Linked DNA regions of Homo sapiens: region 1 is linked to region 2. Evidence: read pairs that join two places in POLR2A ChIA-PET (ENCODE). Cell type or tissue: GM12878. All regions are shown on one strand. Each heading gives the region's core, and the rest is flanking DNA. Links, peaks and the distances in the headings are about the cores only.

Region 1 (5,379 bases), core at 112-5,111, 340 kb after region 2:
TTAAACTGGTCCCTGGGTCCTGCTTTAGACCCAGTGAATCAGAATCTCCGTGGAAAGGGCTCAGGACTCCGTTTATGTTTGGAAATCACGGCCTTAAATGGTTCTCACATTCAAAGTGCATTTGAGAGCTTGTTAAAAGGCTTATTCCAGGCCCGCCTCTCAATGATTTTGCTTTGGGAGATCTGGGTTAGATTCGGGAATGTGTGAACACACCTAGGTTTCCATGCTGCGGTGACTGGCTGGTTGGGGGTCTTTCTTAGTAGCCCTGAAGGCGGGAAATTTACAGTCATGAGATGCGGGTTCAAGTCCTAGCTTTGTCTTGTACTAGCTGTGTGGCTTTGGGAAAATCACTTAACTTCTCTGAGCTTCTCCTTCCACATCTGTAAAACAGGTAAGATGGCTCACCTATCTTAGACAGTGGTCATAAGACTTAACAGAGGTGATTCAGGGGAATTGTTTTTTTTTTTAGGTAGATAAAATTCACATAACATAAAATTAACCATTTCAAAGTGTTACAATTCAGTGGCATTCAGCATATTCACAATGGTGCGCAACCATGACCTCTGCCTAGTTCCAAAACATGTTCTTCATCTCCAAAACAAGCCCCATACTCAGTAAGCAGTCCCTAGACAACCACGACTCTGCTTTCTGTCTCTATGGATTTACCTATTCTAGATGTTTCCTAGAAACAGAACCCTAAAACATGTGACCTTTTGTGTCTGGCTTCCTTCACTCAGCATAACGGCTTTGAGGTTCATCCATGTTGTGGTATGTGTCAGTATTTCGTTCCTTTTAATGGCTGAATAATATTCCCTTTTTTCTGCCACACTTTTGTTTATCCATTCATCAGTTGGTGGGCATTTGGGTTGTTTCCATCTCGTGGCTATTGTGAATAGTGCTCCTATAAACATTCTTAGACAGGGTTTGCTTAAATACCTGTTTCACTTCTTTTGGAAATATACCTCGGAGTGGACAAACTAACTGGGAAAGTAGTTTTAAGCCTCAGAGCTGGGGTTCATGAATAAGGCATTTGGGGATCCACTGAAGTTAGGGGTTCCCAAGTAGAGACATAAAACTTCATGCTTCTGTTCCTTCTGGAGGGCAAATTCGAGCCTTTTGCCTGATTCTCAAAGGGGCACTAAAGCAATAAAGGTTAAGATCCACTGGCCTAAAACACTGAACATATTTCCGTTACTATTACTGATTGTGCACTTCAAAAGTCCAGATAAACGAATCCAAATTTTACTTAGTGTGTTACAACTTAATTTTAGTGATGAGTGTTCAATGGATTCTAAGATGCAATTTTCTCACTTCACCATCTGGGAGGTGGGGGCGAGGCTTAAAGCAATAATGTGTAATAATAGCTGCCACCAGGTGGCGCTCACGATTCCCCGTGTGCACAAACTGGGGGCGTTAAGAGTATTAGGGTTTGCAGAACGCCAGGTAACGCCCTGGGAGATCACCCTGTAGGCAGTGGAGGAACACTCCTAACCCATGGGAACTAACTGGTTGTGAGGAGGCAGTGCAAGAGGTGGGAAATAATTAAGCAGGGTTCTCTAAGCAGGGGTCAAAAGCAGGCAGAGGTCAGATGCGGTAATCCCAGCACTTTGGGAGGCCGAGGTGGGAGGATCGTTTGAGGCCAGGAGTAGAGACCAGCCTGGGCAACATAGCGAGACCCCCATCTCTACAAAAATAAAAAAATTTAGCTGGGCGTGGTGGCGTGCACTTGTGGTCCCAGCCACTCGCGAGGCTGAGGTAGGAGGATAGCTTGAGCCCAGGTGGTTGAGGCTGCAGTGAGTAATGATCACGCCACTGCATTCCAGCCTGTGCAACAGAGTAAGACCCTGTCTCCAAACAAACAAACAAACAAAAACAAACAAACAAATCAACAAAAACCAGGCTGGATCACAGGGCCGGGACTAGGGCAAGGCGAGAGCTGTCTAGGGCGAGAAGTGTACGGAGACTCTTTTTTTAAGGCTGTTCTACGGGACGCTTGGTCACCTCCTTACATTTTTCACCTCAGGCACCTCTTTTGCCTCAGACTCGTCCCAGCCCTGCCTCAATGTAACTGCAAGCCCCTTGTATCAAAGACTTTAGTTCGTTATGGACGTTCCTACAGAATTCTGCATCCCTGATGCTTTAATGGGACAGGAGCTATGTATGTATGTAAATGTATATATATTTTAGTACACAATGACATTCAACAGGAGCGATATTGAGTGGAAAAATAGGATGTTGAAGACTTGGAGTAAAAAATGATTCTACAGCTGGGTGTGGTGGCTCATACCTGCAATCCCAGCTACTCAGAGGCAGAGGAGGGAGGATCGCTTGAGGTCAGGAGTTCTAGGCCAGCCTGGCCAACATAGCAAGACCCTGTCTCTACAAAAAAATTTAGTAATAATTTAGAAAATCAAAAGTGCCAGACTTTGAAGGTGGGGAAGTTTTAAATACACTGGAACCAGTTTATTTTGCTTGTATTTTGTTTGTTTGTTTGTTTGTTTGTTTGAGACAGAGTCTCACTCTGTCACCCAGGCTGGAGTGCAGTAGCATGATCATAGCTCATTGCAACCTCTGTCTCCTGGGATCAAGTGATCCTCCCACCTTAGCCTCCCAAGTAGCTGGGACTACAGGCACACGTCACCACATCAGGTTAATTTTTGTATTATTATCATTATTTTGTTTTTGTAGAGACAGTTTCACCATGTTACCCAGGCTGGTCTCAAACTCCCCGGCTCAAGCAATCCTCCCACCTCAGCTTCCCAAAATGCTAGGATTACAGGTGTGAGCCACTGCACCTGGGCTGCTTATATTTTCATTTGAACATTTTCATAATTGTGATATATGATAAAAAGCTTAAAGACCTTTATGTTTTCATTTTTTAGATAGAATCTCGCTGTGTCACCCAGGCTGGAGTGCAGTGGAGCCACCTCGGCTCACTGCAACCTCTGCCTCCTGGATTCAAGTGATTCTCTTGCCTCAGCCTCCCGAGTAGCTGGGACTTCAGGCATGCACCGCTACGCCCAGCTAATTTTTTTGTATTTTAAGTAGAGATGGGGTTTCACCATGTTGGTCAGGCTGGTCTTGAACTCCTGACCTCAAGTGATATGCCTGCATCAGCCTCCCAAAGTGTTGGGATTACAGGCGTGAGCTACTGTGCCTGGTCAAAAGCTCCTTTAGTAAGTAAAAATAAAAATGCTAAGCCAGGAGAAGACATTGTGTCATAGTATAATTGGCAGCATGTTTTTTTCTTTTTTAGTGGTGCATAAAGTCATGGTGACATCTTAGATTTAATGAAGTACAGCAGCTCAGCTCTATTATTTTAAAATTTAATTTAATTTTTTTGAGATAGAGTCTCGTTCTGTCCGGGCTGGAGTGCAGTGGCATGATCAAGGCTCACTGCAACCTTGACCTCCTAGGCTCAGGTGATCCTCCCATCTCAGCCTCCCGAGTAGCTGGGACTACAGGTGTGTGCCGCCATGCCTGACTAATTTTTTTTTTTTTGGTAGAGATGGGGGTCTCACTATGTTGCCTCGGCTGGTCTCGAACTCCTAGTCCAATTTTTTAGAGCAAGTTCAGAACTCCTGTGAGCCAGGAGCCTGACATCTCCAGGCCCCGTGGACCCTGTGTGGTGAGTAGGTTTCTTTACCTTTACACACGGGCAGGGGCCCGTTCCAGTGGGATGGCTGTCCCAGGATGCAGCGGATGGTCACTTCACCCATGAGCTCAAAGCCTTCGTAGCACATGAAGGTGAGGGACTCTCCTGGCAGGTAGAGTCGCTTGTACAGGATTTGGTATCCATTTTCAGGCAGCCCTGGGTTGTCACATGCCAGGGACTCCTCCGCTGAAATGCAAGCCAGAAGGAGCTCTGATGAGATGATGCAAATCTTTGGGGAGTCCTGCTCAGAACCCGTGTGATCTAGCTTTGGTCAGCCTCTCCAGCATCCTCTCTCTGCATCCCCACCTTGCATCAGACTGTTTTCTATTTCTCAAACTGTTCTTTCTGTCTTCCACCTCTGGGCACAGATTACATACAGGCAAGGTAGAATGAAGTTGGCTGAGGAATCAAGGTTAAAATATGAGTTCTGTTACTTGTTAGCTGTGTGATCGCCAGCAAGTGGCATAACCTTTCTGATCCTTAGTTTCCTCATTAGCATAACGACGATCAAAGTAATATCTATCTCCTAGGAATTTGGAGGACTAAAATAGGTAAGTAAGGAAATGCTTAAGATGTTTTGTTTTTGGCATGTCATACGTACTTAGTAAATGATGGACGGTGGTGGTGTTTAATTATGAAATCTTCTTCTTGCTTTTCACCTGACACCTAACCTGCGCATCCATTATGACTACGTCTTGTCTTTCAATACTCAATCTTCATTTCTCCTTCTCCAGGAAGCCTTCCTTGATGCCTCCTACCGTGAATTGAGTCGTCAGTCTTCTTAGTTTCTCCAGCACTGCATGCACTGTACTGTACTGAATTAGTTATCTGTTTCCCTCATTGGAGATGAGCCTATCAGAGCAAGCCTGAAGCTCAGGGCCTGGGAGCCTGGCAACAAAAGGCCTCAACTATTACAAATAAGCCCATACTGCCATCTGGTGACTGCTCTCTTCAGCTGCAGACACAAAGTACCCGGTAGCCTAAGACACCCAGGCTGGAGTGCAGTGGTGCAGCACGGCTCACTGCAGCCTTAACCTCCCAGGGTCAAGCAATTCCCCTGCTTAAGCCTTCTGAGTAGCTGGGACTATAGGCGTGTCCCGCCACACTCGGCTTTTTTTTTTTTTTTTTTTTTAAAGTAGAGACAGGGTCTTGCCATGCATCCCAAGCTGGTCTCAAACTCCTGGGCTCAAGCAATTCTCCTGCCACAGCCTCCCAAGGTGTTAGGATCACAGTATTTACTGGAGAGTTGAACCTGCAGGTTTAACCCATTCCAGGCCGCATGTGAGATCTAGTCCTTTTTCAGCACCTGGATGGAATGGACAGCCAGCAAATTGCTTCACACACAGGACTACAAATCCTAAAACATTCTAAACTTTATTATTTAAAAAATTTTAAATTGTAGTAAAATCTACATAACATAAAACTAACCATCTTAACCATTTTAAGTGTACAGTCCAGTAGGTTAGTGTACTTTTACATTGTTGGGCAACTTATGTCCAGAACTCTTTTCATCTTGCAAATCTTAAACTCTATATGCGTTAAACAACTTACCCTAGCCCCTGGGATCCACCATTCTACTTTCTGTCTCTATGAAGTTCACAGCTCTAGTTATCGCATGTAAGTGGAATCAGATAGTATTTGCCTTCTGTGACTGGCTTCTTTCTCTTAGCATAATGTCCTCAAGGTTCATCTAGGTTGCAAGATGTGTCAAAAATTTTCTTCCT
Region 2 (5,379 bases), core at 235-5,234:
TAAAACCCAAAGAAACCTGGGGCCCAAGTCCAGCTGGGCCACTTACCAGCAGAGTGACCTTTGGCAAGTAAGTTGCCTCTCTGAGCCTCAGTTTCTTCTTTGATAGAATATGGGTTAATAATAATCACGTCTTATTCAAAGGCATGTGGTGAGTTGCCATTCTCAGCCATTGCCTAAGAAATACTCTGTCTTGCAATTTCTCATTTCCTTCTTTACCCTGAGAGTCTGAAAAAAAAATCACAGCTTCAGCAAAGCATAGATAGATTCTGGCCTTTGGGGTCAAAACGACTTGAGTTTGCAAAACAGATGCTTCCTTTCCTAACTGTGTGACCATAGGAAGGTGACTTCACCTCTCTGTAAACTAAAGAGAATGCTAGTCCCTCCCTCCCAGAGTCAGTGAGAATTTAAACAACTGCACATGAAGCTCCAAGCAGAGAACATAGTACATGGTGCTTGATCAGAAGTAACCACTATTGCTGCTGCTGCTACTGCAGCAGGCACTGTCAGTATCCCACCCACATCCCCTTGGCAACCACTGACCTGACAGCTTCCTATTGCAAGTACCTGTGACTGTCTGCTGTCTCTGGCCACCGGATATGATCAGCTCACATACAGGACATATAGAAAGTGTCAGGGGCAGTTCACTATTCACCCCACCCCCCAGCCCTCAACCAATGGCTGACAGGAGGTGGTGAATAAATACCTCAGCTCCCTCACGTCTTGGATGAAACAACTAAAGGTATGAGGTATGCCCTACACAGCCTCCCAGAGGTCCCCAGCAGGACTGAGCTCATTGCCCACCATGTAACCTGCTCATTCATACACCTGCATTGGGTCCTTTTCTTCCCTGGCTAACTTCCCACTCCCCTCCTGTGGATCATCTCCTCTAGTAAATTACCTGCACTAAAGTAATTGTCTCAGGGTCTGCTTCTGGTGGAACCCAACCTAAAACATGTATTTCTAACCCAAGTTTCAGGGACCCTCAGGCCCTGGCTTTGTGTCTTTGGAGTCCCTCTGAAAGCACCAACCTCCTCCTCTTCCAGTACTCTCTTCAAACTTCCATTCCCACCTTACCAGAGAGGCTGCTGGATGTGATTGCCTCAGGGTGTTGGTGCCTGGAAATGCCAAGTACTTGATCTCCGTGAACTTTTCTTTTTCTCTTTCTTTTTCTTTCTTTCTTGCTTGCTTGCTTGCTTGTTTCTTGCTCACTTTTTTTTTTTTTTTAACAAGGTCTCACTCTGTTACCCATGCTGGAGTGCAGTGGCCTAATCATAGCTCACTGCAGCCTCAAACTCCTGGACTCAAGGGATCCTCCCACCTCAGCCTTCCTAGTAGCTAAGACTGTAGGTGCATAGCACCATGCCCAGCTAATAATTTTTTTTTTTGTAGAGATGGGGTCTCACTGTGTTGCCCAGGCTGGTCTCAAACTCCTGGTTGGGCTCAAGTGATCCTCCCATCTCAGCCTCCTAAAGTGCTGTGATTGCAGATGTGAGCCACCATGCCCAACACCACCCCCTCACCATCATGATCTCTTTTCTCTGCTTACCACCTAGCCTGAGACCCACACGAGAGAAAAGCCACACCCCAAGTTGGACAAATGCCCACTGCATGGGGCATCTTTCTTGTATGTGAAGGTCAAACTTGAGGTTTTCAGGTTTAGGTCAAGAATTAAAAAAAGAAAATCAATGGAGCCCTTTTTACAAAGTAAGTCAAGGGAGGAACTTCAAAATACAAAATAGGTAACTAGGAGTTGTGACCCTGACCTTCATCCTCAAAGCTGCCTCCTTGCTTTCTGCTGTGGCTACTGAGAGCTGGAGGAGGTAGGGTTGCCAGTTAAAATACATGACACCCAGTCAAATTTGAATTTCAGATAAACAAGGAATAGCATTTAGTATGACTATGTCCTATGCAATATTTGGAATATACTCATGCTGAAAAAATTCTCCATGTTTATTTGAAACTCAAATTTAACTGAGCTTGTGGTTTTCGTTTTCATTTGTTCCTTTGTTTTTGCTAAATCTGACAACTTTACCTAGGATCCCCTAATAAATACTGTTTAAAACCACTTTGTCTGTGGTTGTCCCTTAAATGGGCCTGGACTCTGGCAGTCAGATTCCTCCAAGAGTTTTTTAAAGGGCCCACCCAGGACAGGACAGGGACTTGGATGGTGTCTGCATCCCAGTGGGGTCTTGGTCACCTTGAAATGGAGCAAAACTAGGGTAAATTTGAACTCCAGGCTTCCGGCTATGAAAAGGGGAGGTCACTTGATTCTTTTCAAGTGATTCTGCATAGCTGTGATTGCAACATCCTGGGACACAGAATGTAGAAACTGGAGCCCTGAGGTGTCACCATCAGCCAACATGGTGCTAGGGGATGTTTTTCTCTGTACTAGGTAGACTTGGTCATGTGGGAGCTAGAGACGGGAAAATTGGAGAAGCTGAGAAGTTACATGTGTGTGAATGTGCCTTCTTTGGCAAAAAATTGGAACTTGCTAAGAACCACAGACCCCTCCCCACCCACAGAAGACACAAGGAATATTCTGACTAAGGGAAGAATTTTTATGGACTCCTCATCTAAGAAGCATACCAATGAGCCACCCACCCATTCATCCACACATCCATCCAGCTATCCATTCATTCATTCAACAAATGCTTGCTAAGCACCTATTATGTGCCAAGTTTGATGCTGAGTGCTGGGCATAGAAGCCCTAAAAGGGACATACATAGTCCTGACCCCATGGATTTCCCCTATGTAATGGGAAAAACAAAGAAGGCTGTAAGCAACCAAAAAAATAAATAAACTGATTACAGAGTACAAGTTCTTTGCAGGATTCATATCCTGTGATCCTTAGTTCACTTTTTATTACATTTAAAAATGCTTTTGTTCATCCCTGTCTCCATTTCTGCCAGCAAAATTGAGCTCCAGGAACCAACTTTTTTGTGATAATATCAAACAATGACATTCCAGGGCCTGGCCTTAACAATGCAAAAGGCTTCACAATTAACAGAGGAAGGCTCAAAAGGCGATGAAGAGGAGAGTTCCTCTCTCCTGTAGTCACCATGGGGCAGATATCTTCCTGCTTCACAAAATGAGCTTCAAAGAATTCGATTTGATAAGATGTGAAATTGAGAACATTCTTAGGAACATGCAGTCTCATTTTTCAGTGCCATATGGAGATGCGTGTGAATATCTATAATTGTTAAGCAACTGGAACTGAAAGTACACTGTGAGCAAAGGGGTCCTGAGAAATTCTTAAGACGTTATTTTCATGTCCTGTGAAACTAACGTTCAAAGAGAGTCATGGCATTCTGATTGATTGCCTTACCTGACAATGGGCTGCCTGGTAATCATTGCAGTGAGCATCTCTGTGTTATCCATACAGAAATAGGTGTGGAACGGTAGAGTCAAATCAGAAGAGGAGTCACTGACACTTTCTTCTTCTTCCTCAAGACTGATTGGGGGGAAAGGCCTATGACTCTAATAGATTCCACATTTTTAATAAAAAGACTGGACATCTAGCTCTTTAAATAAATCATTTTAATTTGGTGGTTAGGAAAGATCATCTCTGATGAGATGGAAAAATGCTGAAAAGCTGAGACCCAAGGTTAAGAAATTCATCCATAAAGAGTAGGAAGAGGTTGGGCACAGTGACTCATGTCTGTAATCCCATCATTTGGAAGACCGAGGTGGAAGGATGGCTTGAGCCCAGGAGTTCGAGACCAGCCTGGACAACATGACAAGACCCTGTCTCTACCAAAAAAAAAAAAAAATGTAAATTAGCCAGGTGGCACATTCCTGTGGTCCCAGCTACTCAGGAGGCTAAGGTGGGAGGATCATTTGAACCCAGGAGGTTGAGGCTGCAGTGAACTGTGATCTCGCCACTGCATTCCAACCTACGTGACAGAGTGAGACCCTGTCTCTAATAAATAAGTAAATAGCAAAAATAAAATTAAAAAGAGAGAGAGCAGGAAAAAGAACATTACAGACACAAGAAACAGCAAGTGCACTCCAGCCTGGGTGACAGAATCACACCCTGTCCCAGAAACAAAAAACGAAAAACAGCAAAGGCCTGAGACAGGAGTTAGCTCTTGAGCATTTGAGACACCTAACAAAGTCAGCAGAAGTGGAACATAGAGAGGAAGCATGTGGAGATGAGGTGGAGAGGTCCATGATGGTCGGCACTCAAGGCTTTGTGGAGCATGCATTTTATTCTTCTGGTGACAAGAGTCAATAGATGGCTTCAAGCCAGAGAATGAGCTTTCACAAAGCAGGCTCAGTCACGCAGAAAGATCAGAATGCAGGATTGGTCACTGTTGGAGCTGACTTTTCATTCTGCATGCATGTCATGGCTCAGCACAGAAGGAGTTTGACTTCTCATAAAATTACCTGCACTTTGTAAATAATCTGACTCCCCTGGTCCAATAGAAGCAGAAAGAAAAAATGTTTAAAGCCAAAATAATACAAAACAAAAAAGAACCTGCTTACCCCTGAGAGCATGAGCATGAGGGACATGTTGTCTACTGCCAGCATGGAGTGGGAAATGAGTTTAGAGTTGGCCCTCCACAGGGGGGATTTGTGGTTCCTTGAAACTGTCAAATAAATTACCCATATTTAGTAACTGTAATGTTGTTTGGGTATTACACTCAATGGATTTGTCTGACACTCCAGGCATCTTATTTCCCCATCCATCAAACTCCCACTCACCATTATACACACAGCTGAATGGCTAAAGTGGAAGGAACTGACACCACCGAACGTTGGCAGGGATGAGGAGGAACTGGAATGCTCATCTATAGTGAGTGGAAGTACAAAATGGTACAACCATTTTGGAAAATTTTTAGCAGTTTATTAAAAAGTTAAACAAATTTGTCATATGACCCATTAATCTTGCTCTCAGAAATTTACCTAAAAGAAATGAAAATATATCCTCAAAAAATCTTGTGCAAAAATGTTCATAGCTGTTTTACTCATTATAGGCAAAACCTACAAATACGTCAGATTTGCAGGAGAACAGATAAACTGAGGTATATTCATAGCATTCAGCAATAAAAAAAGAAATGAGTGGTCCAGCATGATGGCTCAAGCTTGTAGTCCCAACACTTTGGGAGGTCAAGGCAGAAGGATTGCTTGAGCCCAGGAATTCAGGACTAGCATGGGCAACATGATGAAACCCTGTCTCTACAAAAAAATACAAAAATTAGCCAGACATGGTGGCCTGTGCCTGTAGTCCCAGCTATTTGGGAGGCTGAGGTGAGAAAATGGCTTGAGCCAGGGAGGTTGAGGCTGCAGTGAGCTGAGATCATGCCACTGAACTCCAGCCTGGGTGACAAAGTGAGACCCTGTCTCAAAAAAAAAAAAGGAAGTTGGGCACTGTGGCTC

Evidence for each region. ChIA-PET counts read pairs that join two places held together with the same protein. Peaks named below come from ENCODE experiments on the same cell type or tissue, not always from the same donor. Only the 100,000 strongest peaks of a DNase experiment are listed, where the experiment ranks them.
Region 1: POLR2A ChIA-PET joins it to region 2 with 8 read pairs; 1 of 35 experiments calls an interaction of 5 or more read pairs at or near these places.

What each region holds. Positions count from the first base shown.
Region 1 is chr22:26,363,834-26,369,212 of GRCh38, reverse strand. SEZ6L (seizure related 6 homolog like) reads right to left here. Exons shown (of 17, transcript NM_021115.5): 13 at 3,647-3,841. Among named protein-coding and RNA genes, the nearest start is that of ASPHD2, 63 kb to the left of the region's middle. RefSeq lists a silencer at 1,333-1,452. In GM12878, for the core only: CTCF peaks have their summits at 1,369 (motif pointing right) and 4,588 (motif pointing left); a DNase peak (open chromatin) is centred at 4,592.
Region 2 is chr22:26,706,676-26,712,054 of GRCh38, reverse strand. All of the region lies in intron 1 of MIATNB (MIAT neighbor), which reads right to left. Among named protein-coding and RNA genes, the nearest start is that of MIATNB, 37 kb to the right of the region's middle. RefSeq lists enhancers at 3,113-3,212, 3,233-3,282. In GM12878, for the core only: no CTCF peak of the experiment used is centred there; DNase peaks (open chromatin) are centred at 454, 3,244 and 4,244; H3K27ac peaks cover 5,000 bases.